3 separate regions of the Mus musculus genome follow, and all the other regions are linked to region 1. Evidence: chromatin loops called from intact Hi-C (ENCODE). Cell type or tissue: heart. All regions are shown on one strand. Each heading gives the region's core, and the rest is flanking DNA. Links, peaks and the distances in the headings are about the cores only. Region 1 has its middle 60 kb from the start of Gm39264. Region 2 has its middle 23 kb from the start of Gm51556. Region 3 has its middle 16 kb from the start of Gm51556.

Region 1 (10,636 bases), core at 3,387-7,386:
ATGTCAAGTGACAGCAGCCGGGGCTTGTCACATGCCAGGACAGGTACAGGATGGCTGTCAGGAGTGTGCATGGGGAACAGGTGGAGTTATTCTTCAGTGGGGGTGGCAGCGCTCTGAAGGGCAAGGATAGCGTGTGTAGGTATGTCACCGTGCACACGTGTCTACAGTCATGGGACTATAGCCACTGCATTTCTGGGTTGAGTCACCTGCTGCGTACATGATAGTCTGAACCTATGCGCATACATGTGCACGCTGCCCACTCGTGCGTGCGTATGCTCCCTGTGCATGTGCCTGTGCCTATGCAAACCATGTTATACATGTATGTGTTATGTGTGTTAGACAGTGTGGACCAAAGGCTCTCCAGACACCCACCCTCCTCCACAACCTCATGTGTGTGAGCGTGTACATATGTGCCTGTGTGTTCTTCTGCCTGTCATGTCTCTGAACAAAGTACACCCTCTACTCTGCAAGCAGACACCATCTGTCTCCCTTGCCGCTTGGCCATTTGAGCCGTTGTTTGGGGGGCTGGGGGGTGGAGACCTCCCTGCAGAGAGGACCAGATGGTGGAGTGGACCATTTCCCTACCGGCCCTCCCTGTGGCCCACCCTGGCCTCCGGGCCACCTGGGGCATGGCAGGGCACCACTCCCAGCCCTGGTGCCTCAAGGCTGCCCTGACCCCCTGGCCCCAGCTCCACCACAAGTGGCCTTTTGCCCCGGCCACATTAATCTCTGTCCAGGTCAGTTGGCTGAGGCAGGAGAGCAAACAGGGCAAGTCCCCAGGGCGTGCAGACAGAGTGGCTGTCGAGTGACCCCCAACAGCCCTGGCTCAGGGCTCAAGAGGGCAGAGGGCAGAGGGCGGAGGGCAGAGGGGTGAGTTCCCATGTGTCTCCGGACCTTCAGGGATCTGGAGGGGGAGACAACTTTGTCCCCAGCAGATCACTGCTGCAGGTCAACCGCTTGTCTCTCAAGCAGGTCATACAGTGGCTCTGAGAAGCACAGGGTCTGTACTTCCTCACTGGCCATTCCAGGTTCCCTGGGGACTCTTGAGGCAGCTGTCAATCACTTGTGTAGTTATTCAATAGATAAACTGCTGAGACCGAGTGAGCAGGGCACAGGGCTCCCTCCCAGACCAACTGCACGCACTAAATTCTGGTCTCTCACTGCCTAACTGCAGAGCCTTGGTAAGGGGTATCAACAGAAACTGGGCCTCAGTTTCCCGATCGCACTCACATTCCAGGCCGCTCTGTGGCCTGGGAGAGGCCCACAGGCCTCCGACTCACAGACATCACATGCATTAAGGGAGGTGCCAAGAAGGGAGGGTCCCAGGCATCAGCAGGAGCTCCTGCCAGGGCATCCTATTTCCTTTCTACATCTCTGGAGGATGAGACCCAAAAGAACAGGAACAAAGCTGCAGGACCCTGGGGGTGGCAGAAGCTCTGACTGTCAGGTGTGCTGTCTATTCCAGCCACAGGGGAGGGGGAGGGGCAGGAACCACAGGGAGGCAAGAGAACAGGCAGGAATATGGTGGCCAAGGCCTGAGCTTCTGATGGCTCTTTATAATGTACGCCCTGTGCTGAGAACTTTCTAGCCACAGAACCCCCAGAAAGTTCCAGGCTCTTTCTTGTACAAAGATGTTAACAGCTAAAGGGTCAAAGGGGAGCTGAGTCTCCGCACACCCCCTGCTGGCTAGCCCTAGGCCTGGAAGGAAACAACGTGAGAAATGGATGTATGTATGTCTGCATTCTGTACCGGAGGCACAAGCCCAGGCAGGGCAAGGGACAGGGCCCAAGTAATGACTGATGGGCATCTGGGCATCCGTGGGCTGCTTCTTCCTGGGCTCTGATCCCTCACAAGTGCGGGTGGTGTGGGAGCTGGTTTCCGCTCTCCCTGCTACCATTTCCCTCCCAGGCATCATATGGCTTCCTGGGGACAGCAGGGGACCTGGCATTTGGCCTCTTCGGGCTTTCTAGACATGAGATCAAGGAAGGGAGAGTGATTTCCTTGAGGTCAGCTCTCTGTTTACATATGAAAGGCCCCCACTTCCTCCGGGGAATGGGGGCTGTTTAGAGGAGGGGCACAGAGGGTCTTGTGACCCCAGGAGTCCCCTCAAGGGCCTCTAATGAGGTGGTCAGATGGTAGGAAGAGGCTGTGTGGACAGGCCCCTTGAACAGGCCACTTCTTAGTTCGTGCCTCCCCCTCCCTTCCCTTAATGGGGAATTTCATGGGTGTGGTAGCTTGTGAGAGAAGCTATGCCCCGCCCACCTCTGCCATCTGTTCAAGGCCAAAAGTCACAGGGAAGGGGTGAATAAGGAGGGGAGGGCCACTCAGTGGCCTGACCCCCTCCTGTCCCACTCACTCACACCAGATGTCTCCAGCCCACCCCGCTGCCAGGAGCCCACCGAGGTGGATGGGGCTAGTCCTGGCTGGGCCGGGCCTGTGGCTCCCTCTGCAGTCACAGCACAGCCTAGCAGCACTGAAGCCTCACAGGTGTTGATGGTTAGCACCTCCCGGCGGCCTGCCCGTCACAAGTGGGGGAACTTTCTCGGTCTCTCTCTGGGGTTTGAAGTTTGGGCTGTGTGAATCTGGCCAGGCCTCCAGGGGGCACTGGGAGGGCACATCCTACCCCAGAGATTCATCTTTGTCCCATGGGGGTACCAAATTCTGCTTCCTTGAGGCGGTACCCAAGCAACATGCCTCAGACAGCAGGTTGACAAATTCATACGAGGGTGTGGATGGACGAACGACAGGCTTGCACACGGGAGCCGGAATTTAGGGTTAGCATAGGGCTGAGCCAGTGGCTGCTGTGTGACCTGAGGCTCAGGTCTTGAGATCTCTGGGCAGTTTGTAGATAGCATTAAGGGTAGATCTGAACAGACTCTATTAACCCTGGACTGAGGGAGGCCCCAGCCACCTTAGTCCCAATTTCTGAAAGGCTTCTGGAGATAGAGAGTTTTCACAGGAAGCTGCCCAGCAGAGCCTCCACAGGGGACATTGTAGCTACAGCACCCAGCACCCGTCCTCACAGGCAGGACAGATAGGGCCCAGGGGAGTGGAGGCACCCTCTGTCATCCACTCCAACATAGGAATCCCTCTGCCTGGATTCCTGTGTGGGGACACTGGCCACATGTGTGCAGCCAGTTCTAAGAGACCAGGACACATGTGGGTCTGAGCTGGCCTGGCCCACCGCAGAGAGGAGAGAGGTCTGTGCATCACTTGGGAGGACTGTGAGGTACCAGGGCATCCCACATAGTCTTCTCCCTCCCAGGTGACTCCCATGAGCCCACAGGCTCCGTCCCTCCCATGACATCAGATGCCAGATGAAAGAGAACACACAGTTCTACAGCTGTGACAGGTTCAGAATCCCAGAGACAGGGTGGCAGCCGGCAACGAAAGGCGCCATCTTTGGATCTGTATAGGGGAAGCAGAGTAGCTAATCTGCAGGCCAATCTGCAGCCTGCTGCCCTCCCTGATGGGACTTTGCCTAACCTACAAGAAATGAAATGAAAGGCCTTATGGTAAGTCCATTGAAACCATCAAAACGCCAACATTTCTATTGTGAGCACTTGCGATACCTCAGGGGCTCATGTGACTGGTGGCTCTTTCTAGGAGTTCAGACAGGGGAACATAGAGAGGCTGGAACTGCCTGGAGCTATGGAGTTGTTAGAGATATTCAACTCCCTGGTCCTTGGTGTCCTTGTCTATAAATGTGGGCAAGAGTCCCTTCCCATTGGGCTGAGGAGAGACTCGAGCCCTGAATAAACTGCTTTGCCACAGAAGCAAAACGACCAGGGCGGAATCCCCAGAGCCAGGTGTGGTGGTGTGAGCTTTTTTTCCAACTCTGGGAAGACGGCGATGGAAGATCTGTGCGGCTTGCCAGTCAAACCTACGAGTGAGTCACAGACTTTCTAAGAATGTGGGACATTTGCAAGGGATTCATGTTAAGAGCAGAGTGAGCCATGGAGGGAGTTGTCCTTGCCTGTCTAAGTGCCCAAGAACCACCTGGACCATAGAGACAGAGAAGAGGGGACCCAGGCATTCTCTAGGAGCCTCACAGGCTGTCGGAACGAAGCACTGTCCTCAACCCTATCACAGTAAGTCTTGTGACTGACTGTACAAAGTCCTTCCCACCCATGGGCCTCAGCTTCCTCTGGTCAGGGGTTGGGCCACAGTCAGTCACACCCAGGCTCAGTCCTTTGGCACCGGAGAAACAAGCATGAGGGTGCTTCCCCTCGAAGGGTTACAGCGCTCCTTCCTTATACTACTGAGTCACCCAACAGCTGTCTACCTGCCTAGCCAGCCACTACTGTGTATCCACCTAGTCACCTAATGTCCCCACCATCCACAAGAAGCCCATCACCACTGTTTGTTAGCCATCACAGCCCTTCTCTCCCTCCATCTATCCATTCGAGTATCCGAAGTCCAGCTAGAATCCCTCATCCAACTCACTTTTATCCATCCATCCATCCATCCATCCACCCACCCACCCATCTACCATTCATCCATCCATCATCCATCTATCCACCCATCCATTCATTCACCCATCCATCCACCATCCATCCACCATCCATCCATCCACCATCATCCATCCACCATCCATCCATCCATCCATCCATCCACCATCCATCCATCCATCATCCACCATCACCACCCTCAAACCCACTTACTTCTAGACATGTGACCCTGGGCATCTGGAAGGCTGTGGAGAAAGCAAGGTGGTGTAGCCAGATCTCAGTCACAGACATGTCTCTCAGCTATTATTTTTTTCTTTATTATTATTTTTTGAGACAAGGTCTCACTCTTGGTGGCCCTGGCTGTCCTGGAACTCACACTACAAAGACTAGCCTGGGTTTAAACCTGCAGCAATCCTCCTGCCTCTGCCTCCTAAACACTAGAGTGACAAGTATGTGCCAAGCAGGGCACCCAGCCGGGACTTGACTCTCGCTTTGTCTTTTGCTCACCCTTGGTTCCCAGAAATCTCCCTGCAGGAGGATTCACGCTCAGGCCCTCCCATGTTAGTCAATGATAGAATGTTCCAGAAGCTTGGCCATCCACTCTGCCCTCAGTTCCTTATCTTACCACACTCACAGGACTTTATTAATAGCCTATTAGTGGGTAATAAATAAATGCATTTGGATGAGAAATCACCCAAGGGTGGTTGATGGGGGAGGAGGGGTGAGTTAGGGCATAAGGTGGTGTCATCTCCTCAGAGAGTGTCTCTCCACATCTGCCCAGGTGGGGATGCTCCTGCTGGGTCCCTGCTGTGCAGTGGGTCTCCAGCCCCTCCCTGAAAGGCTGCCTCTCATTAATCTTGATGAGTTTTCTGCTGAGTATTTTTCCAGGGCTTTCAAATCGCTCACTAATTGCAATTAATCACTTACTGAAACAGATGTCATGAACAATGGGCCCGGATGGTGGGGGCTTGATGAAGCTGTCAGGGGAGAGCGTGTGGGTGGCTGGGCGCTGGGTGCTGCCCTTGCCTGCCCAGGTGGGCTGGGAGGAGCCTGCACAGAGGCTGGGAGAGCTCTGAGAGAACAGAGGCAGCCAGGTCAAGCAAGGCCTAGGGTCAGAGGGGAGACAGGCAGATGCTGAGGGCTCCACATCGCCCCCTGGAGGCCAAAGACACCCCCCAAGAGAAAAGGCCTGGAATCAGAGTGAGGCCAGCTGACCAGCCGTGGGCTGTGTCTCTCACCTAAGAACTGTGCTTTCAGAGTACGTCAACACTAGAGAGCTGAGCTGCTGGGAAGCGGAGGCACGAGGATTTCAGGTTCCAAACCAGCCTGGACAATGCTGTCTTAAACAAAATCAAATTTAACAGAGGAATCTGGACTCCAGGATTCTCGTCGGAACGTAGCATTAGCTGAGAGCCATGGCCTGGGGCAGACACACCTGTGAGCCAGGCTAGGAGACCCTCAGAGACCCTCTGCTGGTCCTGGAGCAGAGGTTCTCAACCTGGAGGTCTCGACCCCTCTGGGGTAGCACAACAGATATTCACGTTATTCACATTAGGACTCATAACAGTAGCACAGCATGAGGGACTGTATTAAAGGGTAGCAGCATTAGGGAGGTTGACAGCCACTGTCCTAAGACGTCCTGGTTCTCAAGCAAGGCACAGAAACCTGGGTGGAGGGAGGCAGCCTCGGTCTCCAACCCAAGTACCATAGAAACTTGCTGTTCCTGGCCACTCCTCTGGGTTAGGGGAGCTCTGGCTGGGTTGACTGTCACCTTGAAAGTTTCTTCTCGTGTGTGTGTGTGTGTGTGTGTGTGTGTGTGTGTGTGAGAGAGAGAGAGAGAGAGAGAGATCTATGTGGTTTCCTGTCTGCCTCTAGCTGTTAACATAAGTCACTATGGTGTGCTCTTTTTCCCTCTCCCTCTCCCTCTGTCTCCCTTTCTCCCAGAATTCCATACAGCACAGGCTACTTAGCTATGGATGACCTTGAACCTCTGATCCCCGCTCTGCCTCTCTATCCCTATCCCTGCCTCTCTTGTGTTGAGATGACAGACAGGCCACCATGCCGGTTTATGAGGAGCTGAGGAAGGCCCCTGGGCCTTGGGCTTGCTATGTGAGCACCCATCAAGCCACATCTCCGGCCAGCTCTGTGTGCATCTTACCACTTCACTGTATATTCATGCAGACTTCATTCCCTGTGGTGACCCTGTGTCTGTTCCCTCATCTTTGCAAGAGGCTCTTGCATCATGGGCTGTAGGAACTGTAACAACGTATCAAGCTTGCATCTGGGGCCTAGGATGCTACGGGTGTGGCCATGCTAGACTTGGCATACTGTGGTACCCAGGAAGCAAAGTGAGTGAGATAGCCCCCATACTGTCTTGCTCCTTTGTCTTTATCTTGGCTTCTTCGTCTTCCCCCTCCTCCTCCTCCTCCTCCTCCTCCTCCTCCTCCTCCTCCTCCTCCTCCTCCTCCTCCTCCTCCTAGGCAGGGTTTCTCTGTATAGCCCTGGCTGTCCTGGAACGTGCTTTGTAGACCAGGCTGGCCTGGAACTCACAGAGATCTGCCTACCTCTGCCTCCCGAGTGCTGGGATTAGTGGTGTGTGCCATGATGCTAGTCTGGCTTTGCTTCTTATCTACTCTGCACTTAGCCCTGTTGCTAGTCATGGGGATGTGCACTGAGCAGAACACCTTACTGATGGAGCTGATGGTCTAGCAAGGAGCCAGAGAGCAAGTGCAGGCATCCCTGGCCTTGTGCTCTGGGACCCAAAGCTGGAGAAAATGGAGGCGGGGAGGGGGGAGTGGGGGGTGGGGGGGGGCGCCAGATAGAGATTCCTGAGGTTAAGAGGGAGGCTTGGTTGAAGCTGGGTGCTGAAAGAGACAGAGAGCTGCAGAGAAACAAATGTAGCAAGCACAGAGGGCCGGGGCAGATCCGGATAGGCTTGAGCTCTGAGTAAGGGGACACAGGGAGGGTTGGAGGGTGCAGGATGGTCACATGAGGCCCGGCCGACCGCCAGTGTGAGGACTCTGGCTTTGTCTCTAGAGATGAAGGCACCGTAAGCGTGATCTACACAGAGTGTGTCAGAGCTGCCCAAGAGCCCCGTGGGATGAACAGTCCTAGACTCTGTGCCCTCCGACTCCTGGAGGATGTTTCTAGGTAACCATCTGGCCCTGTCCAGGGTTGGCATCCTTCCAAGGTGCTCCTTGCACTCCAGGTATAAGATGGAAGGGCTGACTTTACAAGATGGTCGCCACACACAGAATTTGACCTTGCACATCTGGACCTGCGGAGATGTGCCTTGGGCTGTGCAAGTTGAGGAGGGACAGGAGCCTACCTTGGCCCCTCTGGTATCTGTGGATTAGATCCATACACAGTGAGTCATATGGCTTGCAGGTGTGGACTCCAGAGCTGCGGAGTGTCATGAACACATGGGTCATACACTGTGTATGTCTGCCATGTGTTGCTGGATGGAGGGGCTCTTGAAAAACAAATCTTTACATCCATTCATTCATTATTTATTTATTTATTTATTTATTTTTGGTTTTTCCAGACAGGGTTTCTCTGTATAGCTCTGGCTGTCCTGGAACTCACTTTGTAGACCTGGCTGGCCTCGAACTCAGAAATCCTCCTGTCTCTGCCTCCCAAGTGCTGGAATTAAAGGCGTGCACCACCACCACCCAGCCATTATTTATTTTTGTGTGTGCATGCACCACACATGCACACATATATGCCACAGAGCACTCGTGTGGGCTGGAAGGCAACGTTTTGGGAATCCATTCTTTCCTTCTATTGTGTGTTGCCAGGGGATCAAATTCAGGCTACCGGGCTCTGAGACCTACTGAGTCTTCTCACTGGCACAGCGATCCCCAACCTCCAGTCCCAGTAGCTGAAGAGGGTACAGACTCAGTACACACACAGGAGACAAGGACGGCTTCCCCGTGGCTGTTAGTGCCCAGGTTCATAGGTCTTATCTTCGGGGCCAGAAGTATTTGCTCCCGATCACTAACCTTCCCCAGATGGCTCCTCCGTCTGGGGACAGATTCCTGGGTTACCACAACTGGGGTTGGGGTGAATTCAAATGGAGCACCCTGAAGTAGTAGCTTACCCATCAGCCAGGTACCTGATCAGAGACTGTTCTGTGGGGCCAGCTTACAGTCTGCTTGTCACCCCAGCAGTTGGGAATGAGACTCGGTGGTTAGAGTGCTTGCCTTAGCATCCTATAAACCAGGCAGAGCGCACAGCAGTGCACACCTGCGATCCCAGCACCAAGCAGGTGGGAAGAATCAAAAGCTCAAGGCTGCCATTAACTATCTGAGTTCAAGGCCAGTCTGGGCTACCTTAGACCCTGTCTCAAAAAGAAAATTAACCCCACAGGGACCCAGGTCCCCTTGCTGAGGTGAGAAAATCAGGATCAGCAGCTCCAGGTACCAACACTAAAGTTCCCAGCAGAGGATCCTGGGCACCCTGCCAGGGAGGACAGCGCATGTGCCACTGTGACACCCAGTTAGTTCATAGGTGAGCTTTGAAGCCACTATCCAGAGCTCCAGAGCTAGTGAGCAGTGGTGTCAAGCCTGGAATCTGTGTAGCCTGGCTACAAAGCCTGGACCACACAGAAGGAACCTGACCCCCATGGCCCCAGTCAGCGTCATCCTGGAGCCCACCTGCTTGAGTTTACAGATACTCAGAACTCAGAGCCTTAACAACCTGCTGAGACTCATGGCCCTGCTTTCCTTCCTTCCATCCATGCAGGGTCAATGAGCCAGCTCGGCAGCTAAAGGTGCTTGCTACCATCCACCTGCCCATCCATCTATCCATTCAGCAATTCATTTGTCCGTTCCTCAGTTTTCCCAACCAATCATCTACCCATCTGTCGTTTAACCAACCACCTATCTAACCTTCACCCATCTACCCACCCACCTACCCACTATCTGCCCATTTGTCCAATTCCTCACCCACCCACCACCCATTTGTCCATCCATCCATCATCTAATCTGTTCATCCCCTGTCCACCATCCACTCTTCCCTCCCTTCCTCCACTTATCACCTATTCAATATTTTACCTCTCTATTCCTTTATTTCTCCAAACATCTGTCTAGTTATCAACCCATCATCCATCCATCATCCAACCATCCATCTGTCTATCTATCTATCCATCTATCATACATCCACCCACCCACCCACCCACTCATTCTTAGAGAAACAGTTGGCAGAGCAGGTTATGAATTATGTCTACATAAAGAATAAATTCTAGTCAGGACAAGCTGATCACCTCACCCCTCCATGCCTCAGTTTCCCCTTCTGAGAACAGCTATGAGCACTATAAGTCCTTGGCCCAGCTCACTCAGGTTCCACTTTTTTTTTTTAACTTGCTATGAGTTCCCACCTAGCCTCTGTCTTCTCTTCTTTGCAATGGGAACCAAATGTCTCTTTCCTGACATAAGAGGGCAGGAGCAGAGGCTGTTCCACATAGCTCAGCACGCCAATCTTGCATGGCTCTGTTGAGGGTGGCTGGCTCTCTTGGTTTGGCATGGAGATGGTAGGGTGGCAGTGTACAAATGACACTGTTTTTACTGCCTCATCCCTGCAGCTGGCTTCCAGGGCACACTCACTAGAAGGACCTGATGTCTGGTAACTGTCCCCTCAAGGTCACCCTTACAGCCCCATCCTAGAAGAACCCTCTTCCAAAGCCGGCCTGAATCTGTGGGTCTGATTTCTTCCCCAGCCTGCAGGTAAAGCTGTCTCCTGCAGGTACTTTCTCCACACTTCTCTGTGTTTCCTTTTACCTGTGACCCCCACAACGCCTGTCTGACAGTGCCCTGTGATAAATCCACTCTGTGAAGCTGCCGCATGGGTTCCTGTCCCCTGGTTGGGGGGGAAAGAGCTGACAGCTGTTTTACAGCTGTGACCGAGAAAGAAGAGGCAGGGACACAGGAGGAGGCAGGGATGGAGCCCCACCCAGGGTGTCACAGCAGAGCTGAATGCTAGCACCCCCTCCCTGGGCATCCCTCTGTCTGCCTGGCTCCAGCTGCCTGGCAGGTGAGACGAAGCCCGCCCGCCACCCGAAGGGGCCCTGACACATGTTTAAATAAATATTCTGCAGCAACGATGTTCCATATGTATGACTTCGTGGGGATGATTTTGCCGCTGATGGCTGCGAGCGACAGCTGCGCGGGTCGTGCTGGCATCACAGG
Region 2 (10,636 bases), core at 4,271-8,270, 61 kb before region 1:
TCCTCAGGGAAAAAGCTCAGAGGAAAAATGGCCCTCTCCACCGCTCTGGGCTCAGCTACAAATCCTCCTGCGATGGCCTCTTTCCGACATTCCCAAAGCCCCTCCACCGCAGATGGTGTGTGCACCAGGGCTCCGATAAGACAGCCTCTCTGGAGCAGATCCATTCGCGCCCTTGCTCCCGTGGCCTCCGGTTCTCATAATTCCTTTCTGATCTTACCCAGGGCACCCAGGCAGGCTGTGAGGCAGGCAGGATAATCCATTTTAGAGATTGATCAATATCGCTAGGAGCCTTTTAAACGGTTCCACGGGCTTCAAGGAGCCAGGGCAGATGGCTGAGCTGGAAATCAGGGAGCCAGGGGGTGACGGGAGCGCCGGCACTGCCAATGTGGGCTTCCAGACAGCCCTCTCATTTCCAACTTTGAGTGTGCGTTCCAATCAGGGCGGGGTGGGGTGGGGGCTGAGTACATGCAGGCAGGTTGTGCATGCAGGCTGGGCTGAGAAGGCCGGCAGGCAGGGGTTGAACTGATTGTATCTGATAACTCAGCCACTGGGCATCCCATAGAACATCAGTAGCTCTGCTCCAAGGGACAGAGGCGTGCCTGGTAGCCAGTTGGTTTCCTCTCCAGCCTAAAGCATGCTCTAGACACCTTGTCCTGTCTCCACTCCTTGCCCAGCTCACAATCCCCCCCCCTCCCCGCACATCACAGATCTAATCACAAACAGCTCCCCAACCCCCACCCAGCTCCTCTGCACCACCTAGGAATAGGAAGCCATGCTTAGCAACACAGGAGCAGGAAGCCAGAAGGGCCAGTGACTCCTAGGTGACCTGGGATGCTAGCTGTCTCCAGGTAGTGGGTCACTTGGCTGCCATACTATTTCCACCAGGGTGACCAGCACTTCTGTGGGAAGGTAGGAATTCAGGTTTAAGCGTGTGGCTTGTTGGGAGGGAATGGGGCATAAAAAGGACCAGGCTTTTAAAATATTAGTACAATTCTTACAAAATAAGACCCTGTGCTGACGCCAAGGAAAACACAGCTGCTGACCACAGCTGGGCCAGTGAGGTCCCCACCTGTCCCAGCTGTGGGGCCTACCTGCTTCTCAGCTGCCCTGGTGGCCCTCACCACACACAGGCCCTCTTTGCTTTCCAGGGACCCCCACCCCCACCCCCTTCCCTCTGTTGGCTGAGTCCCATTCATTCACACCAGCCCGCACTCCACAGCCGGCTGGGCTCCCTCAAAAGCCTTTCCAGGCCGAGCCTGAGTCCTAGGGCCTGCTTCTCTGATGCCCGGCCACGGCCTCCTCCTGCCACCCACGCCCCCTGCAGGCGGTCTCAGTACAGCAGCCCCAGGAAGCCTGCTGGTACCTGACTCTTAATGGTTGTCATTGAGTGAGTGACAGGTTAGTTCTCACAGTGTTCCTCTCTTCCACCTGCAGGCCCCCTGTCCCAAGGCCTTTGTACTGACTCTTCCTCTGCCTGTGGCACCTCACTCATCCCCATGTGTACAACCTCAGGGGTTCAGATAACAACACGATACCTAGATGGGACGGCCATCCACAACAGGACATCCCATCACCCTAGTGGCCATCACAGTCACCATCACAAAGGAACAACAGCTCTCCCTCGAAACCCCCTTCACCCCCATCCTTAGCCTTCACATCACCCCACTCTCCTGTCTCTCTGTGTGTCCCCCAGGGCAGGACCGATGTCTCTGTACAGCCTGGAAGGGCACTTTGCCTGGCCTCCACAGCTTGCAATTTATAAGGTCTTATAAGCTCTTCACCCCTGCCCATCTCTTTTTGTTTTTGTTTTTGTTTTTCGAGACAGGGTTTCTCTGCGCAGTCCTGGCTGTCCTGGAACTCACTTTGTAGACCAGGCTGGCCTCGAATTCGGAAATCTGCCTGCCTCTGCCTCCCAAGTGCTGGGATTTAAGGCTTGCGCCACCACTGCCAAGCCCTGCCCATCTCTTTAGCACTCTCCCAGCCCTTCCTCTGCCTCAGCACCTCTCACCTGTGCTCCCCCTCCTCCCACCCTCCATTTCCTTCCCCCAACCACCCCTCTTCCTGGATGCCTGCTTCCTCCACACACCTCACAGGCAAACTAATCTATCCGTAGAGACCATGATGAGAACCCACTCGAAGCAACATTTCTCTATTCCCTTCATTTCCAGCTGCAGTGACCCTCCTCTCCCAACACGCGCCCCATACACGTCCTCCCTCATGCACAACCATTTCCCATTTTCATTCTTTATCATATTTACTCAGTATTGGGGGTGGGGTGGGGAGCGGGGAGCACATGTGAGAGTGTATGGCGCGCGGTGCACCGTGTGGCAGTCAGACTACACGTTGAAAAAGTGGCAGTTCTCTCTTTCCATGATGTGAGTTCTGGAGATCCAACCCAGGTCCTCAGGGCTTGGCAGCAAGCCACTGTCCCTGGTGAGCCATCTCGCTGGCCTCTGGGTTCATCTTTGTGGGCAGCTGATGTGACTCTCCTTTAGATGTCATGTGCGTGGGCTTTATAGCTAACAACTCTCCTCAGAGGGAGTAGTACCCCGTCCCCTGCAGAAGGCATTCACACCCTAGTAAGCGACCACTGCCTCCTTTGTAGGCTGGTGCTATCTCTGGGCCTGTGACCCTCATCCTGGACCTGACACCGGCTGCTCTGGTCCAGTGGCAGCTCTAGGCAGGTTGCTCATACATGATGGTACACCATCCATCTGTCTTCATAACTTATTATCTGCTCAGAGGGTGCGCACACGGGTGAGCCGTCCCCGGAACAGGCAAGGAGAGCAGCAGGCACTGCCCACCAAACTTCCAGGCATATCTGAATTCTCCTGCCACTGAACCGGCCCCTCCTCTGGACCACCTGGATGCCACAGGAGATCCATGGAGGCAGGGAGGGAGGGTCCCCAAATCCTACCCCTTGGGTAGCATTTCTATAACTCCATTCTGGCACCTCTACTCTGAACTTAATTTACCATCCACACTGCGGCTACTATAACAGATGAGCTGATTGCACACTGATAAGTCTTAATTTACCCTGAAAAAAAAAAAAAACAAAAAAACCTGGCCCAGTGGAATTCTTAGGACATCAACAACCCCCAGCAACAAAGGATGGCCTTTCCCAGTTAATGGCAAAGCAGGTTAAAAGCTAATTGCCGGAGGCTGCTGAGATGGATCAGTGGTTAAGAGCCTGTACTGCTCTAGCAAGAGGGTCAGAAGTCAGTTCACAGCATTCACATGGCAGCTCATGTCCACCTGTAACTCCTGCTCCAGAGACTCACAACCTCTTCTGGCCTCTGTGAGCACTGTGCTCTTATGTGTGTATGTATATATACACACATACACACACATATATACATGTATATATACACACACATATAAGTATATATACACACATGCACATATATTCATATATACATATATATACACATATATACATATACATACATACATACATACATATATATATATATATATATATATATATTTAAATTTTTAAATCTTAAAAAAATCTAACTACCATTTCTGGTTTCTAGAAGGAGATGATAGTCCTCTTAACCTGTCTGTCCTTGGAGATCAGCAGGAGACAGGCTCCTTCATCTTGCCCAGATGAAAGTGCTTTGTCAACAGCTTCTCATGGAACCCCCTTCCTGTGTTGTCCCCTGCTGCTTCTGTACTGTCCCATCTTCCTGCTCCCAGCCTCTGTCTGCAAACCTCTGACCTCAGGACCCTGCACCCTGACTCCAGGGGTCCTGGCTACTTGATGTCAGTGTGTTGCCACCCCCTCTTGCCTCATCTGCAACCGCCAAAGGCTGGGGTCAAGCCTGGGTCCCCCGTGTCCCTCTGTAAACCTTATCCTTCATCTGACAGATGGGATGAGGATCCAGGCTTGTGTCTGGGTCTCAGAGCTAGCATGTGGTCAATGCAGCTGGTGCCAGGAAGGCTTTTCATAGGGTGCTGGGCACAAGGGGGAACAGGGAGATTGTCAGAACTGGAGCATTGGCTGTTGAGAGCCTGCAGGCTATGGAGGGAAACCGAGGCCCAAGTATCATCTGTATACTTGATACAGCTCAGCCTGGTGCTATTGTCCTGGAGCTACGATATCAGGAACACTAAGAGGGGCATCCATAATTGCTCCTTGGGTCAGGTCAATTCAGCCCATCCCTCCCCCTAGAGGCATCCAGGATGTAGGCAGGAGGTTTGAGCTGGACTCAGGCTTGGCCATGGATAGACCAACCAAGACCACCTTCACACCGGTAGGTCTGGGTACAGGTACTAACGTTTAAGGAAAGACTATTGCTACAGCTGCTTCCGAGGACGAAACTGCTGACCAGAGAGGTTCAGTAGCTTGACTAGGGCCAGCAAACAAGTATGAAGACAAGATGTCAATCAAGACATCTTGAGAACAATATACACAGTATAGACATGGCTCACCTTGCTCTCGTGAAACATGCAAGTACCTGGGATGGAAACCTGAACTCTGGGCTCTGTGTGTGACTCTAGCTGGTATCCCACCCCGAGGAAGTCTGCCGACCCATCATGTACCAGGACCAAGGGTCAATGAAGGAGGAAGACAGGTCTGGGACTGACTGTCCCCCATAGCCCTAGGCAGCCTCAGATCATGCAGACAGCCTTCCTACAAGTCTGAAGTAATAGTCCATGGTCAAGGGAAGAGACAGCAGCCTGTATCTCTAAGGGAGAGGACCTCTCTCATACCAGGGTAAAGATGCCACAGGCACCCACCAAATCCCTCAGAGCCCAGGCCCTGCATATGTGCACAGGTGTGTGGGTAGTGGCTGCTTGGTGTAGCGGCTGACAGTGATGCAACCCAGAGGTGACTTGCAGCAGAGGTTGTGGGAAATGATGGCAACCCCCAGGGGATCCAGGTCGGCTGAGGGCGGGGTCTCCCGAGCAAATCTTCACACTGTGAGTCACTAGTGGGCCCTACGCAGGTGGTGCGGAGCTTTGGGAGAGCCTGGAAAAGCCGAGAGAGCCAGCATTGCCAGGTAGCTGAGCACACTCCATGCTAAATCCCAGGTTTGACCCAGACTCCTAGGCTGGAATGTGAGCAGGTCTAAGTGGCATGTGCCTGTGGTGCCAAGTCCCCTGAGGGATGGACAAGATCTCCACCAGGTACCCATGTGCCTCAGGACTCTTCTGGAGTCCCCCACTTCCTCCTTCACCTGCAGAGCCTCTGTGTGACAGGCTGTAGAGCAGGGTGCCTTCCTGGGCCCAGGGTGCCATCCACAGTGACTGCCACATACCAGTGTTGGCACCACATGCCTCTTATCCTAAACTTCAGGAGCAGCTAGATGGTAGCCCAGAGAAGCTGAAGACCTTTCCCGAGACACACAGCTAGCAAGAGGCAACCAGCAGGCGGGATTCCTGGTGTTCTGCTCATGAGGCCTGAACTCTGAGGAGGCTTCATTTCATTGGTGACTTCCAAGGGACAAAGCCTGGCCCAGCTTCCCTCCAGAGAGCGAATGGCCTGCCAGCCAGCTTTGGGGAAACTAGGGAATCTGGGGGATGGAGCCTTTCATCTCCATAAACAGCAGTCTCCAACTGAGAGCTTTAATTCCAAGAGGGAGCAGCTGGTCCCTCAGTATAGGTGGGGGACACAGAGCCCAAGCTGGGCACTCAAGGGTTGGAGATACAGTGTCATCCTCCACTCAGGGCCCTCCTGATTGGCTGCCCTTCTTTGTCTCAGATTGTGATGGCAGTCAGGCAGGTGTGGGAGCCCTCCCCTGGGGAACTCTCAGGTTCCTGCAGTGGACAGGGAGCCTGCCAGGGCTATCCCCTGAAACCTACATTAGGTTCAGAACCACTCAGAGGACCCTGCCCCACTATTTCCTAGGAATTGCATCATCCCCAGCTGCTGGGTTGGGGGCAGGAGGCAGCCTGGGCTCCCTTAATCAGCCCCCAGGGCTTCCCAGATACTCCCGACCCAAAGACCATTTCATCACCCAACACACCGCTGCCTTTGAGGGGACCCGCACTGCATCTGACACATCTACATCACAGGCAAAGCTTACTGTGAGGCCCAAGACTCCGTAGCTTCCCGTTCCCTCTGTGGGCGGCCCGTAGGAGCTCAGTTTTCCCAGCTACAGGATGGGTACGTGCCGCTTGACCACCACCTATCACGCAAAGGTGTGATAGAGGGTGTTCAGCGTGGCCCGGAACTGAAGAGGCCTTGTGGCAGATCCTGACCACAGCTCTGGGGGGTGGGGTGTGTGGCACAGGGCAGATGAGTAGGTTCCATAGAGAAGTGGTTTCTTCTTAGTATTTCCCACACCTAATAGGACCTGGAAGAAGCGGGGTGTGTGTGTGTGTGTGTGTGTGTGTGTGTGTGTGTGTGTGTGAGAGAGAGAGAGAGAGAGAGAGAGAGAGAGAGAGAGAGAGGGAGGGAGAGAGGTACTATTGAGACTCTGAGGCTGGGGTGAGTGAAGGCAAGCCCCAGAGTCCTTACAGCTCCTACCTCCCAGGTAGCTCTAAGGCCCACAGGGAAATTAAGGCTGAGAGAGTGGGTGTGGTCTGCCTTCCAAATGCCCCTCCACCCCCCATGGGCCTCTGAGGATTCCGAGGAGGCTGAGGTGGGAGGGCAGAAGCAGGAACTTCCCAGCCACCTCTGCTGGCCAGGACCGTCAAGGCATGTGAAATGTGAACGCTGTCCAGTCTCCTTGGCACACTCAGTTGCTGGGATCTTGGGGCTGCCAGGGCCTCATTAGCACAAGATCTTAAAACAGCTATGTGGAAACCCTGAGCGACCCCCTGGGCTGAGCGCCAGCAGGCTCCGCATTGTAACTAAGTGGGAAAGCTGACAGAGAAACCTCTGCCAAGCACAGTCCCTGCCCCCCACAGTCATCCTCCCTGATTCAAGGGGGGCAGGGGGAACACCCCGCTCCCCACTTCAAATGGGAGCACCGAGGAGGGAGGAGAAGGAAACCTGATCCTATCCAAAAGGGACTTCAGAGATAGCCGCAAGACTAGATTGGAGTTCAGAGCATTCCCAGACAAGCAGAGATCTGGTTAAGTGGGGCTGGTACCTAGGCCTCTCAACACCATAGGCTGAGCCTGGGGCAGGATCCTTGCCAGAGAGGAAGAGACCCAAGATGTCAAGGAGGTGGGCAGAGGTGAGGCTCCTCAATGTGAGGGTATGGGTGAGGCATGCACACAGGTGAGGGTCTCTTGTCAGGTTTATTTTACATTTTGATACAAGGTCTCTAGGCAAGCCCTGGCTGTCTGGGAACTGTGTATACCAGGCTGCACTCAAAGAGATCTTCCTGCCTCTGCCTACTGTGTGCTGGGATTAAAGGAGATCGTACCACTCAAAGCTCCTTCTGGTCTAAGTGTACATGAAGTCAGAAATCAAGCCCCCAGGGCCAGTATTCTTTGTCCTCTGCCCTGCCTTGGGAGCCCCCCCCCCCCAAATCAATCCTGGACAGCAGCCAATGGTCACTAGCTGCTGGGCAGGTCTTCTGGGACTGTACTGAACCCAGAGGTCTCAGGAAGACCTTGGACAAACTGCTCCACTAGGCCAATCTTACCCCAGGCCTCCTGGCCCTGAACAATGTTCAACTCGGCCAGTGTCTTCCAGGCTGTCTCTGGAAGGGCTTGACCAGACATCTGGGGACTGTTGGTATCTGATGCCCATCATGCCTGGGTCCTTCAACTAGGAAGCATCCTCTCTACTTCGAGAGGACTCTCTTAGGTGCCTGAAAAGCCTTTTCTTCCGCAAAGGGATAGTGGTGTGGGGAGGGGCTCTCAGCCTCCTGACAGGCCGGAAGTTGAAATAGGAGTAGAGCCCAGGACAGTTCCTAAGAGGAGTACGAATTCTCCCCTTGAGATGCCTGAGCCTGCCAGACACTCTGCTGAGGTCTGAATTCCCACAGCATGTCAGACTGTGGGGGAAAGGGCATTGGGGAGGCAGTGACATCATGGGGGCAGAGCCTCAGCTTGGACGCTGCTGGTTAAAGAGGCCCAGAGGCTATCACAAAAGGCCATCCTGAGGAGAAAAGGCCAGATCCTGCCTGTCAGACAATCTAGTCCAGACACACTTTACTATCTAGCTGGGATGTAACTCTGTTGGTAGAGCATTGCCTAACATGCACAAAGCCCCAGGTATCCTGAATCCCAGCACACAGCAAGTCCAGGCCAAGCAGAAATGCTGTCTCAAAAAAAAAAAAAAAAAAAAAAAAGCCGGCGGTGGTGGCGCACGCCTTTAATCCCAGCACTTGGGAGGCAGAGACAGATGGATTTCTGAGTTCGAGGCCAGCCTGGTCTACAAAGTGAGTTCCAGGACAGCCAAGACTATACAGAGAAACCCTGTCTTGAAAAACCAAAAAAAAAAAAAACCAAAAAAAAAAAAAACAAAAAAAAACCAAAAAAAAAAAAAAACAAAAAAAACCAAAAAAAAAAACAAAAAAAACCAAAAAACCACAAAACTACTTTTAGACTCCTTGCTCACAGTACCAGGCTCCCTCCCGCTAAGCATCTAACCTTCTGAACCGAACAATGAACTTGGGTGGAAACTCCCCCACCGAGGGACCTGACATGTGACAGGCCACATGGAGGCACACAGGAGCCCTGGCATGTTCAGAGGGTGTGAGAGAAAACATCATGCCCTGGGGAAGCCCCACACTGGAGGGCACGCCTGGCTCCTGATCACACATGATGGATAACAGTGATTTGATGAGGTCATAGCTGAGGAAGGGAGACAGCCCACAGGTCTCAGACACCCAACACTGCCTGGCTTTATGTGTCAACTTGAGCTAGAGTCATCTAAGAGGAAGGAGCCTCAGTAGAGAAAAGGCCTCCATGGGATCCAGTTCTAGGGCATATCCTCATTTAGTAATCAAGCGGGAGGGCCCATGGTGGGCGGGGCCATCCATCAATGTGGGAGGGCCCAGCCCATTTCGGGTGGGGCCATTCCTGGGCTGGCGGTCCTGGGTTCTATAAGAAAGCAGGTTGAGCAAGCCATGAGGAGCATGCCAGTAAACAGCACCCCTCCATGGCCTCTGCATCAGCTCCTGCCTCCAGGTTCCTGCCCTGCTTGAGTTCCTGTCCTAACTTCCTTTCCATGAAGAACAGTGCTGCGGACCTGTGAGCCGAATGAGCTGCCTCCTCCCCAACTTGTTTCTTGGTCATGGTGTTTCATTGTAGCAATAGAGACCCTGACTAAGACAGTCCCGGGAGTGTCCCCAGAAGTGACTGGTGCTCTGAGCCCCAGGGTGGGGGGTTGGAGGTGGGGGCAGCTCTGGAGTCTCTTGGCTCTATCATGGTCCATGTGGATACGGGGGTAGAGAAGAAGCACCACAGGTCACTCTAGGGCTGGGAATGTACAGTTGGCAGAGTATTTGCACGGCTTTACAGGAAGTCCTGAGCTCCATCCCAGCATCCCATAACCCGGCATGATGGTGGTGCACCTGTAACCCTGACACTTCAAAAGTACAGAAAGCAGGTCAGGAGGTTAAGGGTTATCTTCGGCTACAGAATGAATCTGTTGCTGTTTTTAGATGGCATATCACTATGTAGCCCTGGATATCCCAGAATTTACTCTGTACACCAGGCTGGCTTCGAACTCAGCGAGCCGCCTGACAAATCCTTTTTATGTCACATGCGTATACCTCAACACATCCCCAAACTTAGGCATACATCTGGGGCGCTGCTATATATGTGTACACTGGCAATGTAACCCCTGAACCCCCAGACACATTCAGCCTTTCAAATCAATCATCTTTCACTCTTGTATAAGACACAGCTCTGGCGTGTTCTATATCCCTTATTTTCCTGCAAAGGAAATTGAGTCATGGAGGGTAGTGGGTGGTTGAAGACAGGGCTGGGGCTGGAGGCTCAGTAGGTTCACAGTGACTAAGCCTTAGCTCCCAGCTGTGTGACCTCAGCCCCGTCACACAAATACCTCTTGGTATTTGGGTCTCTGGTGTAAAACGCTGTGACGGGTACCTCCTGGACTCACAGGTAATGAGATGGCACAGCACACAGCAGGACCCAGGCCACATTGGTTCCCTCTCCCACCTCCCACGCTCAAGAGCCCTTGCATCCGGAGAAAGCTGACTCTGTCAGTTACCACCAAGGCCCTTCTGCTTCATGGCCCACTTGGGACCCGGAGGCGAAGATTCCCACGTTGCTGGGACAGCGGCCATCCCAGGCAGGCCCTGCAGGGAGAGATAATCCAGCTGGCAGTTCACTGTGCCGGGGCTGCAGCTCACACATCTGTCAGAGCATCCAGTCTGGGAAGCTTGTCCCTAGTGCATCTTGGGGACAGGGGCGGAAAGTGTGGGGAGGCAGGGCACTTGACAAAGACAGGCCCTCTGCGAGTGGAGATAACGCTGGGGGCACAGGGTACTGAATCAGTTGTCGAGCGCTGCTCCACATGCCAAAGGGAACATCTCGGCCTCCCCGGTCACAGGCTTGTATTGGCTGTGATTCACCCAGGAGCCAAGCTTTATCTAGCTCACATTATTGAGGCCACGAGGCAGACACTTGCTGCAGCCTGCGAGACTCCCTCGGAAAATATTAATATGTAAATGTCACTCTCGGAAGACCAGAAATGAAATGAAATGACCGCTGTAGGAAGCTCCGCTGGGGAGATAAAGAAGAGAAAGAAAGGGCTTCATGC
Region 3 (10,636 bases), core at 3,146-7,145, 100 kb before region 1:
GGGGGTCTCCCTGACCTCTGAACCCCAGCCAACCTCGGCAGCTGAGACCCACCCTGAAGGCAGAGGCGCTGGGAGCCAAGGTCATGTGGAATGCTGGCAAGCTCCTTCTTGCAGAGACACATTAATCAGGGGGTGCTGCCACCCTGGGGAAGAGGGGGAATGTTTTCAAAGCCTGCACGGGTGCTAAATGCATCTGCACACACTTGCCAGGTTCAGAGCGCTAGGTGAGATGACACCAGGCTCCTGTTGGCTGGGGGGTGGGGGGGCACCGAGTGTTCTCGCCTCTCTTGCTGCCACAGCTAGAGTGAGAGCAGAGGCCCCCGGGGAAAGCCTGGCATCTCCACCCTAGACAGCCCATGTTGCAGGATCTGCTTCCTATAATCCTCTTGGGGACTTGGAAAATGCAGAGTTCCAGGCCAGCCCCACCTTCCTATGGGAAACACAGCCCAGGGGGCTTGTGTTTCTATACACGCTGGGCACCTCTCTGGGGGCTGACGGCTGGGGAGGGGGCAGGACTCCATCCTTCCTGCTCTAGAAGGCCGAGGTAATGAAAAGCAGGCAGGAGAACTAGGCAAGAAATCAGTCTCATTTGCCCTAGGCTCAGAAAGATCCAGGCACCAGTGTCCCTGGTGCCTGTCCTTCAATATGTAGCCAAGAGCAACAAGTCCCCTGTCCCCTGTCTCCTCCCCAGCCTGGTGGAGCTCCCATGGAAGGCTTGCTGGATCTCTCCACACTCTGGGAAGCTCTTCTCCAGCCCTTCTCGACCATTGCTACGGGGCTCAGGCCTGTTAGGGGTGAACAGTTCTCATCCTGTCTCAGCTTAGCATCTATCACCACCTTCCCCGGCTTGGCAATTTGGCCTCCCTATCTCCTGGCAGTCAACTTGCCTATGTTTCAGGAACTTAGGGTACCTCCCCCACACTGGTCCCTCCCTCCAAGTATGAGGTTGTGGTGGCTCAGGCTGCTTGGGAGGCTGAAGCAAGAGGACCATAGTAGGTTCAAAGGCCAATCTGGGAAACTCCAGGGAGACTCAATCTCAAAATACACAACAAAAGGGCAGCTTGGTGGCAGAGCTGAGCTCATTGGCTAGCCGTGGGTCTGATCACCTAATACCACCACCCCCTTCTCCAAAAATCGCCTGCCCCTCTAGCAATGGGTCTGGTCCTTCAGGGAGGGACCAGAAGATAACAGGAGGGCTTCCTGCACAGGCCACCACGTACCTGTGGGAACATGGCAGGGGTGCCCTCCTCAGTCCTAGAGGCAGTTAGTCCAGGACTAAGGTGCAGGCAGTCTTGGTGCAGAATGCTGGGGTGTGTGTGTCTTACACACATACACACCCTGCCAGGCCCCCTCACTTCTGCAGCGGGGGATTCAGCCTTCCTGGGAGGGATGGGGAAGATGGCTAAAGTGTGTGTAGAGGCCAATTCCTGGCTTCTGAAACAGATGCTACTTAAGGGGGTGGGGGGAGGGGGCGGGCAGTGCACAGGAGGGAGCAGGAAGAAGGAAAAGGAGATAGGAAGCAGGGGAATAAGCCAGGAGGGAGAGAGGCAGAAAGGAGGGGAAGGGGGCAGGGGTGGGGCTAAAGGGGGGAGGGGGAGGGGAAGGAGAGGGAAGGGGAGAGGGCAGGGAGAAGGGAAGGGGAAGGAGAGGGAAGGGGAGAGGGCAGGGGGAAGGGAAGGGGAAGAGGACGACAGGAAGGAGAGGAGGGGGGCAGGAGAGAGGAGGAAGAAGAGAGAGGGGAGGAGGAGGAGGAGGGAGGAGAGGGGGCAGAAGGCAGAGCAAGGTTAAACTGCAGGAGACCGCCAGGGGGAGGGGGAGGGGGAGGGGCCCCAAAGTACTCTTCCCTTTCTGCGGTGGTAGCAGTTGTGGCTTTCTCCCCTCTCCTCATGGTTCCCATGTCCAGTGCCTGCTCTTCCCCTGCTGAGCTCACTCACCCTATCAGCATCCTACCCGCAGCAGTCGCTCAACTTGGGAGATTGGACTATCCGACCAGCCCACAGCCTCCTCTGCTTCTTTGCTCCCCTACAGCAACTTGACTCCAATAAATATCCAAAGAACCATTCAAGAGCAGGAAAATCCACAGCTTGGGACAGAAGCCAAGCCCCAGCCCCAGGGCCTTGGTACCTGTCATCTGATCACATGGCTTGTTCTTCCCAGGGGAGCTCCCGGGCTGTCCCCCTTTCTCTAGAGACTGAGCAAAAAGCCACTGAACGCCGGATCACTGGATCTCTCCACAGCCCCGACACCCACCCTAGCATCCACCCCCGCTCCCCCATAGGGCAGGGGCACAGCGTCGCTCACTCCGAGCCTAAGCTGAGCCAAGAAGTCATGTGTTCTCCCAGCACGGAAGGATCAGGAGCCAGTACCTGATACGCAGAGAGCCCCAAGGCCAGTTCTGGTCTAAAACCAGAGTCAGGTTCCTTGGAGGGCTGGCCAATAAGCAGGAAGCTAGGCCAGACAACCTGCTTCAGAGGGTCCCCAAAGCTCAACTCAGGGAATCCCTGGGTCTCCAGGACACGCCCCTTTGACCCCCACACGTCACTTGCGCTCTCCAGCCCTCCTCCAGGGGCGGTCTAGACTCCCACAGGCGTAAGGACAGCACAGCCCCCAGGTCCGAGGATTACCATACATTAAGACATAATTCTCCATGGAAATTTACAATACAAAGCGCCCCCACCCTGGTGGCTGTAGTAGGAGCCTGGATACAAAGCACTGCTGTGTCTGGCAGGACCCCAGAGCTGGCCCCAGCTAGGCTTCAATAGAAGTGGGTGGGTCCGTCTCCCGGAGCCTTTTCCTTGCTCTGGGCAGAAGCCCCGCCCTCTGGGAGGGCCCTCTGGTGGACTGCTCTTCGAGAGAGGACTTCACTATTTCCTTGCCCTGGCCCTACCCACTGTGGCACCCTGAAGCCGTGGCCCCAAGCTGACGCTATTGGGATTTCTCTCACAGAGTTGTCTGTCCAGGGAAGGGATGCCCAACACAGGTAGAACCCTAAACCTTGGTTTCCCTACTGACTTACTCCCTCCATCCAACTGACTTATGGAATGTACTCACTATGTCCAAAGGCTGATCATCCAACTGATTGGCTCCTGCTGTTCACGCACCCGCTGTGTGCCACTGTGCGGGCACCTGTACCACGCTGGAGACAAGCAGCAGAGGAGAACCCATGAGCTGGAAGCATTTTGGAGAGAGTTTATTGCTCCGCTGGGAGACACCCCACTCCTGGTCTCAGGAGCTCCAAGGTGTTGCAAGAAAACATGGACAGGAACATGATGGGTCAGGGTGACAAGGACAAGGGTGAGAGTGTTGGGTGTGGGGCTCTGGATGTGGGGAGGTCTGAATGAGCAAGAAGCTGTGTGTACAGGGGCTGCGGGGACCACACAGTCACATCATGGCTAGCACAGCGGAGCAGGAGAGAGTCCCCAGAGAATTCCCAGCTCCGTCTTAGAGAGAGACGGAGTTGGGAATTCATTTCACCTAGTGGACCAAGAGGCCTGAGGCTTAGGGAGGGGCAGGCCCAGGTCTGAATCCCACCTCTATGATTGCCATGCACAAGGCAGTCAGCCCTTCTTGGACTCTGCTCTTTGCAGATGAAAGCTGGTAACAGTGACCATGCACGCACGCACCTGTCGCACTGGAGCGAAGGGTGTGGCCAGAGAAAAACCGGTCCATATGGGTTCCAGAGAAGCCTATCACTGGGGAGACGGTCTAACTTTCCATCCTGCACTAAAGCAACAAAGCTGTCCATCTGTCATCTATCTGTTTGCCATAAAACTCCGGAGAGGCCTAGCCAGCAGCGACCCTGGGGCCACTTCCCAGGTGAGACTAGGATTCCATGGTAGAGACGCCTCCACCGACCCCAGCAGCCTGTTGACCAGGGACAGGCTGGGAGAAGGCAGCCTTACCAAGAACCATAGGCCCATCACTGCCTCTGATTCTAGAGAACAAAGGCCTCAGCCTCCACTGCCAGGCTACTGAGCTGAGGAAAAGCGCGAGAGAGGTGGACACACAGCTGTAGCATCCTGGGGCCCAGATGCCGCACAGCATCCTCAGACCCAGCACAGCACCTGCAGACCCAACATAGCAGCCCAGACCTAGGCACAGCATCCAGACCCCGCACAGAATCCAGGCCCCACCCACTACCCCTAGATCTAGCACAGCACCCCCAGACTCTGTGCAGCACCCCCGGACTGCACAACACCAAACCATCCTGTTCACAGGCAGGGTGGAGGTCAGCCCAGGTAGTAATCCACTAGCAACAGCTGACGTGTTGTAGACCAGCCTGGAGAGCCCCACTGGAGATGCAAGGAGCCAGAGGCGTCAATAACCTGAGTTCTGGCCTTCATCAACCTTGGCTTCTCCCTGAATCCTCTGGCTACGGGTAGGAAGAAATCTAGTTCTCAAGTCAGGCAGAGGTTGACCATCTGTGCAGAACTATTCCTGGGAAACAGTGACCCTTAGCCTCTGTCCTATGCTTAGGTCCTGCCAGTGCCTGGGTCTCTCTCTGGGGCTCCCTCCCTCCCCTGTGTAATGGACACATGGGTGGGCGGAGGGCGACTCAGCCTCCATGGGGGTATACAGCAGGTACTCAAAAATTCCCAACTCTTTGCCGGGTGTGGTGACGCACACCTTTAATCCCAGCACTCAGGAGGCAGAGGCAGGCGGTTTTCTGAGTTCGAGGCCAGCCTCGTCTACAAAGTGAGTTCCAGGACAGCCAGGGCTATGCAGAGAAACCCTGTCTCGAAAAACCATAAAATAAATGAAATAAAATAAATCCCCAGCTTTGTTAGGTGTAGCACAAAGGATTATGGGGTGTCAGATGTCTCTGCGGCTAACTGGGTTTGGGGACAAGAGATTCTCCCTGTCAGGCCTGTGTTCTGCTCTGGCTGACCTGAATCCCCCCTCCCCTGCCGCCCTGTAACTTTTGTCATCATAAGCCCCAATCTACACCCTACTTCTCCACAAGGATTCAGTCTACATTTGTCCCCCCTCTCACCCCTATTCCTCCTCACCACAAATATCTTCACGACTTGGACCCCAAGTTTCCCCACCACAGAAGGAACTCAGTGCAGGGGTGTTGGAGGTGGGTCACCTGGCCTGCAGAACCTTACTTCCTGTCTGTGATACCCCAGGCAGGGTGACATTGAGGTCCTTCACCTGGGACCTCCTGTGGTCAGGGAAAGGCCTGAGGAACATTAGGGCAGCTGTGATTCCTGTGGCATGCCTCTCAGTGACAGATGCCACCCACCGCAAGGCACCTTGGCTCCCAGGGAAAGTGTGCAACCGTCCAGCAGGGGTCAGACAGATACTTCCTACATCCTTCCTAACACAGAGCAGACACACCCTGCACAGCACCCCAGACCCTGCACAGCACCCCAGACCCTGCACAGCACCCCAGACCCTGCACAGAACCCCAGACCCTACACAGAACCCCAGACTCTGCACAGCACCCCAGACTCTGCATAGTACCCCACAAAGTACCTCTCAGTACATGTTTAACATCCAAGACCCAATACAGTTCCCTAGACCCACACAGCACCCAGATCTGAGAAGGAGTCCCAAGGTAGCACTGGGGAGCAAACTGCACCTGTAGCTAGCTCGGCTCAGGGCCAGGCAAAAGGTGACAGAGGTAAACCCAGCTTTTACGTTGTAAAGACAGCACTGTAGATTTCATAGAGCCAGGTTGTTTTCAAACTCTGGTTCCATCAAAGACCCTGCACAATGGCGGGCACAGCAGGAGCTGGGGGGCCACCCAGCAACCCCCAGCCTCACTACATATTAGCAACTCACACTGTAATGCTGCCTTCCAACACCCTGTGCCGAGGGATAAAATCCTCAGGTGGCCTTTTGGGGAGGTCAGGTCTGTGCCAGTGGCCGGCCTTCACTTGGCCTTGTTCCTGGCTCCAACCTGGGCCCGGGAGTACAGGACCAGCGTCCTGGCTCTGGTACTGCCGCCTGCGTGGATCCGGCTGTCCTCAGGACCAGGCGCTCATGAACACAGCTGTCAGACGCACTAAAAACAGGAAGAGAAGAAAACCCCAACAAAACGGAGGCAACATACCAAATGCCAAAATACAATGAAAATTCAAACAGCTAAAACAAATATAGCCATGAAAAGACGGGAGCCCTCGCAACGCCGTCTCTACAATTAAGCAGCTTTCTGCTCTACGCTGACAGTCACCTAATTATACCACTAATGACAGTTCAACCTGCTTCGAAATAAAAGGCCAGTTTCCACAACGGGAAACCAGCTGTTAGTTACACATGTCAAACATCTTTAAAGCGTTATTATTAGGGGGGAGAACAACAAAAAAATCCCTATAAAATGAACGCATCCATCTCACGCCCCACTCCACGAGGGGGGGAAAATCACAATTAGCCATGTGCTTCTGCCCAATAATAATAAAACGTGAACACACACAAGGATACGGGGGAGGGGAGAAAGAGAGAGATGGGGAAGCCGCCCCCTCAGGGTCTTCTAAGGGGCTCCCCACCCTGTGGTGCAGGAGGAGGGTCTGTGTTTATTTCCTTCCTCTGCGTTTTAAATTCCTCTTGGTGAAGCAGTCTCAGGGACCAGGATATTTATGAGCTGAGCTGATCTCCCCGGGGGCTCAGCCAGGGCTCTCCTGGTACATGAGGCCCTGTCAAGTGCCTGTCTGGGAGGCAGTTAGCGGCAGCCGGAGCAGCAGCAGCCGCAGGTCGCGGAGGTGGCAGTGGCCTGGCTGCCCCCGGCCTCGTAGACATATGCTCGGGCTATTCCCTGCCAGCATGTCTTCAAACCGTGCGAGCCTTTGACATTCTGGAGGCGCAATAAACACCCGAGTTTCTCTTCTGACAATAGCCGAGCGGATTTAATTAACTGGGGCGGAAAGGGCTGCGGCGGGAGGGGCTGGGATCCAGCTACAGAGTGGGGATTAACCTTTAAGACCAGCAACTGGCTGGCAGGGTAAGGGGACCGCGGCCTGCTGGGGGCTCAGGCCAAGCTTACTGCACCCGCAGGAGCACTGGGGTGGGCAGAGCAAGAGCAGACACAAGGAACTGCGGGGGTGGGGGACCACAACTCAGGACGCTCCCGCTCACCCTGGCGGCAGCTGAGCCACCCCTGGGAGCTCTACGGTGGTGTTGGGGGGCGGGGCTCACCAAGGGGTCTGAGGTGGGGTGGGGGGTGGGGTTAGGGGTTGGGGGTGGAGCGAACCCTTCCAATCCAAGCCAAGCCATAAGAGGGCAGCTGCCTGGGTATGCACTGTTCAAAGGCACCCTTTAGCATCAGCGCAGTAGTCCGGAGAGGGGTGTGTAACTTGGGCCTCCTCTCTAGGCCACAGCCACGCCTGCGACTTGACCCCTGGGCCTTGTCCAGTCGAGGAGAGACAAGAGACAGCTCATGGGTTGGGTGGCTGTGGCTTCCAGGATAAGCACAGCAGGGTTGTGACAGGGGCAGTAAGGATGTCTGAGCTGCTAACATGCACAGCTGCTGCCAGGAGCATTCCTGGTTGTACTCCGGCCTCCAAGTGCTGTGTGACCCCCCGGGCAAGTGGTTTTCCATCTCTGGGCTATAGCTGAATAGTGGGCACTGGGCCCTTCACAGGCCTGGTTCTTCCTTAGCCAGGAGAGAGGCGTTCTGGCTGCCTGCTAGGGAGAGCCATTTATCCTTACAACTCCCATGGCCGGCCCTTGATAGCTTCCTCTCTCAAAGGAGTGCAGCCAGGCCAGCTCTCTGACCAGCTGGACATCCTCCAAGAACAACTCAGCTTGGGGCCTGCCTGTCACAGCGGGCAGAGGGAGGCAGGGCCTTCCCGTGCTACCAAGGTGGGATGGTCTCTTCCAGACTATGCTCAAGGGAGGCTGAGACCATGGAGGTCCTGTTTCTGCTTGGTGCTGGGCCTGCCCTACTGTGAGATGAGAACACAGTGGCTCTAACACCCACTGTCCCTACTGTGGTCTCTTTTCTATGGGTGGAATTCTGACAGGAATAATTTCTCCCAAATTTCCATCCCAGAAACACACAGACCCTTACGGACAAGAAGTGCACAACCTGGGGCTGGAGAGATGGCTCAGTGATTAAGAGCACTGACTGCTCTTCCAAAGGTCATGAGTTCAATCCCCAGAAACCATATGGTGGCCCACAACCATCTGTAATGTGATCTGATGCCCTCTTCTGGTGTGTCTGAAGACAGCTACAGTGTAACAGTGTGTACTTAGATATAATAATAAAATAAAATCTTAAAAAAAAAAAAAAGTGCACAACCTGCCAGGTGTCTTTATTCCTGGTACTCAGGAGCAGAGGCAGCTGGATCTCTGTGAGTTTGAGGCCAGCCTGATCTACATACAAGGTCCAGGACAGCCAGGGCTACACAGTGAAACCTTGTCTCCTGGGGGACAGAAGCTGCTACCTCTGGGCCACCTGCTCTGGTCTTGGGCCTGTGCTGAACACAGCCATCGAACACCCCAGAATTCACAAAGTTTGTATTGTTTTTCCAGACAGGGTTTCTCTGTGTACCCTTGGCTGTTCTGGAACTCACTCTGTAGACCATGCTGGCCTTGAACTCAGAGATTCACCTATCTCTGAGTGCCTGAGTTAAGCCATCATCACGCCCAGCTGGTATGAGGCTCCACTGTGCTACGGGGACAACGAGGCTCAGACAGAACATGGCATCTTTTAATGACCCTGAGAACCAGCCTCTAAGGCCCACAACTCGAAGAAATGAACCCTGTCCACACAAGGCCTGCCTGCCATACGTGGGCTCATGGGAGCCAAGAGAGGAGTCAGTATCTCGGTGGACTTGTGTCCCACCACGGAGATGGAGCTCTGGGCCATGCGTGAAAAAAGGGATTCGGAGAGCCCATGCATTTGGGGTCAGGACCCTGCAGTAGTGGGGGTAAGAAAGCTGAGAGGCTAGAAAAGGCATCTGCAATCTGACCAGCACAATTTAAACCCTGCCCTACCACTGACTGACTGGTTGTACAACCTGTCCCGGACAGCTCAGTCTCTGCACACTTTCTTCTTCAGTGTGAGGCTAAGGTTAGATGAATGAATCCACAGAAGCCACCCCTCCAGTCGCCATCTACAATCCAAGTCCCCCATAAGTATAAACATCTTCCCCACACCCCCAGCCCACACAGGTAACACCCCTACCCCCACCTCCCCACTTCTAGGCTGTTATCCCACCCTCCTCTCCTGGGATGCCTTAGGTCTTCATCCTGTATTTTTTTTCCCACCCAGAATGTTCCACTGACCCGTGGGTCCCCCTTTGGGACCTTATTAGCACCTATCCTATGGCATTGCGGAGGGGCTACTGCACTGGGGAACCCCTGCTGGGGGTCTCTTTCCAGCTCTGTTGCCTCAAACCTACTCTGGAGAGGAGGGGGAGGGGCCACCTGGAAGAGGCAAAGCCGACCCACTCACAACAGTGGGCCTACCCCTTCCTTAAAGAAACTATCTCCCTTGGGGGTTCCTGCCCACACCCAACCTTATTTCCTCATTTTGTGGACGGGTACCTCCACGGTGTCCCCAGGCTCTCAACATGTTCCACTGACAGTGACCTGCCCCTGCAGGGAGGACCTGCCAGGCTCTGTAACCTCTGATCTGTCCCTGCAAATCCCTCCAGTGTTTACTGTCAGGTTCCTGGTATGTGTACACACACACACACACACACACACACACACACACATACACACCAGCCTCAGGCTCAGCAGAGTCTCCTTAAGGTCCCAATAGCTCTAGGAACCCTTACTTACACACACACACACACACACACACACACACACACACACACACCCACCAGGTGCTCAGGCTCAGCAGAGTCTCCTTAAGGTCCCAATAGCTCTAGGAACCCTTACTTACACACACACACACACACACACGCACACGCACACGCACACCAGGCGCTCAGGTTCAGCAGAGTCTCCTTAAGGTCCCAATAGCTCTAGGAACACACACACACACACACACACACACACACACACACACCAGGCGCTCAGGCTCAGCAGAGTCTCCTTAAGGTCCCAATAGCTCTAGGAACCCTTATACACACACACACACACACACACACACACACACACACACACACACATACACACACACACACACACCAGGCGCTCAGGCTCAGCACAGTCTCCTTAAGGTCCCAATAGCTCTAGGAACCCTTACACACACACACACACACACACACACACACACACACACACACACCCAGGCGCTCAGGCTCAGCAGAGTCTCCTTAAGGTTCCAATAGCTCTAGGAACCCTTAGCTCCAGTGTCTGCACCTGCCCCAGGGCTGAGACCAGCACTGCCTTCTGTATACTTCCTAGTGACTGGGGTCTTGATCTCTAACTGCGCTGGCCAGCTTGGCAGCCACCATCCAACTCAGAAACAAGAAGCACATGACAAGCACATGACATGCACATGTGGCACATGACAAGCTTCCAAAGCTTCGGACATGAAGCCAGGTGCTGGGTCTCAGGTAACAACGCAGATCTAGCTCTGCTCCTAGGGCGAGGCCTGGGAAGGGTGCCTACCGGTGGGGGCTCAGGAGTAAGTCCTTACTACATAAGGCACAGCTCCCTGGAGCCTTTTTTTTAGCAAGATACAGGGTCCTTCTAAGCACCCAGCCCAGCTGTGACACCTGAGAGGCAAACCACT

Evidence for each region. A loop is a pair of places that touch in the nucleus more often than their neighbours do. Peaks named below come from ENCODE experiments on the same cell type or tissue, not always from the same donor. Only the 100,000 strongest peaks of a DNase experiment are listed, where the experiment ranks them.
Region 2: a loop joins it to region 1, with 1.9 times the contacts of the local background. A loop is called at or near these places in 2 of 42 quality-filtered maps.
Region 3: it touches region 1 in a loop (2.3-fold over the local background); 4 of 42 quality-filtered maps call a loop at or near these places.

The regions. Positions count from the first base shown.
Region 1 is chr8:120,399,694-120,410,329 of GRCm38, reverse strand. It overlaps a transcript of Gse1 not described here. Among named protein-coding and RNA genes, the nearest start is that of Gm39264, 60 kb to the right of the region's middle. In heart, for the core only: a CTCF peak has its summit at 5,617 (motif pointing left); a DNase peak (open chromatin) is centred at 5,576; H3K27ac peaks cover 1,578 bases.
Region 2 is chr8:120,462,023-120,472,658 of GRCm38, reverse strand. It overlaps a transcript of Gse1 not described here. Among named protein-coding and RNA genes, the nearest start is that of Gm51556, 23 kb to the left of the region's middle. In heart, for the core only: no CTCF peak of the experiment used is centred there; DNase peaks (open chromatin) are centred at 6,077 and 6,710; H3K27ac peaks cover 2,648 bases; H3K27me3 peaks cover 1,321 bases.
Region 3 is chr8:120,501,394-120,512,029 of GRCm38, reverse strand. It overlaps a transcript of Gse1 not described here. Among named protein-coding and RNA genes, the nearest start is that of Gm51556, 16 kb to the right of the region's middle. In heart, for the core only: a CTCF peak has its summit at 5,262 (motif pointing right); a DNase peak (open chromatin) is centred at 6,839; H3K4me3 peaks cover 1,330 bases; H3K27ac peaks cover 2,604 bases.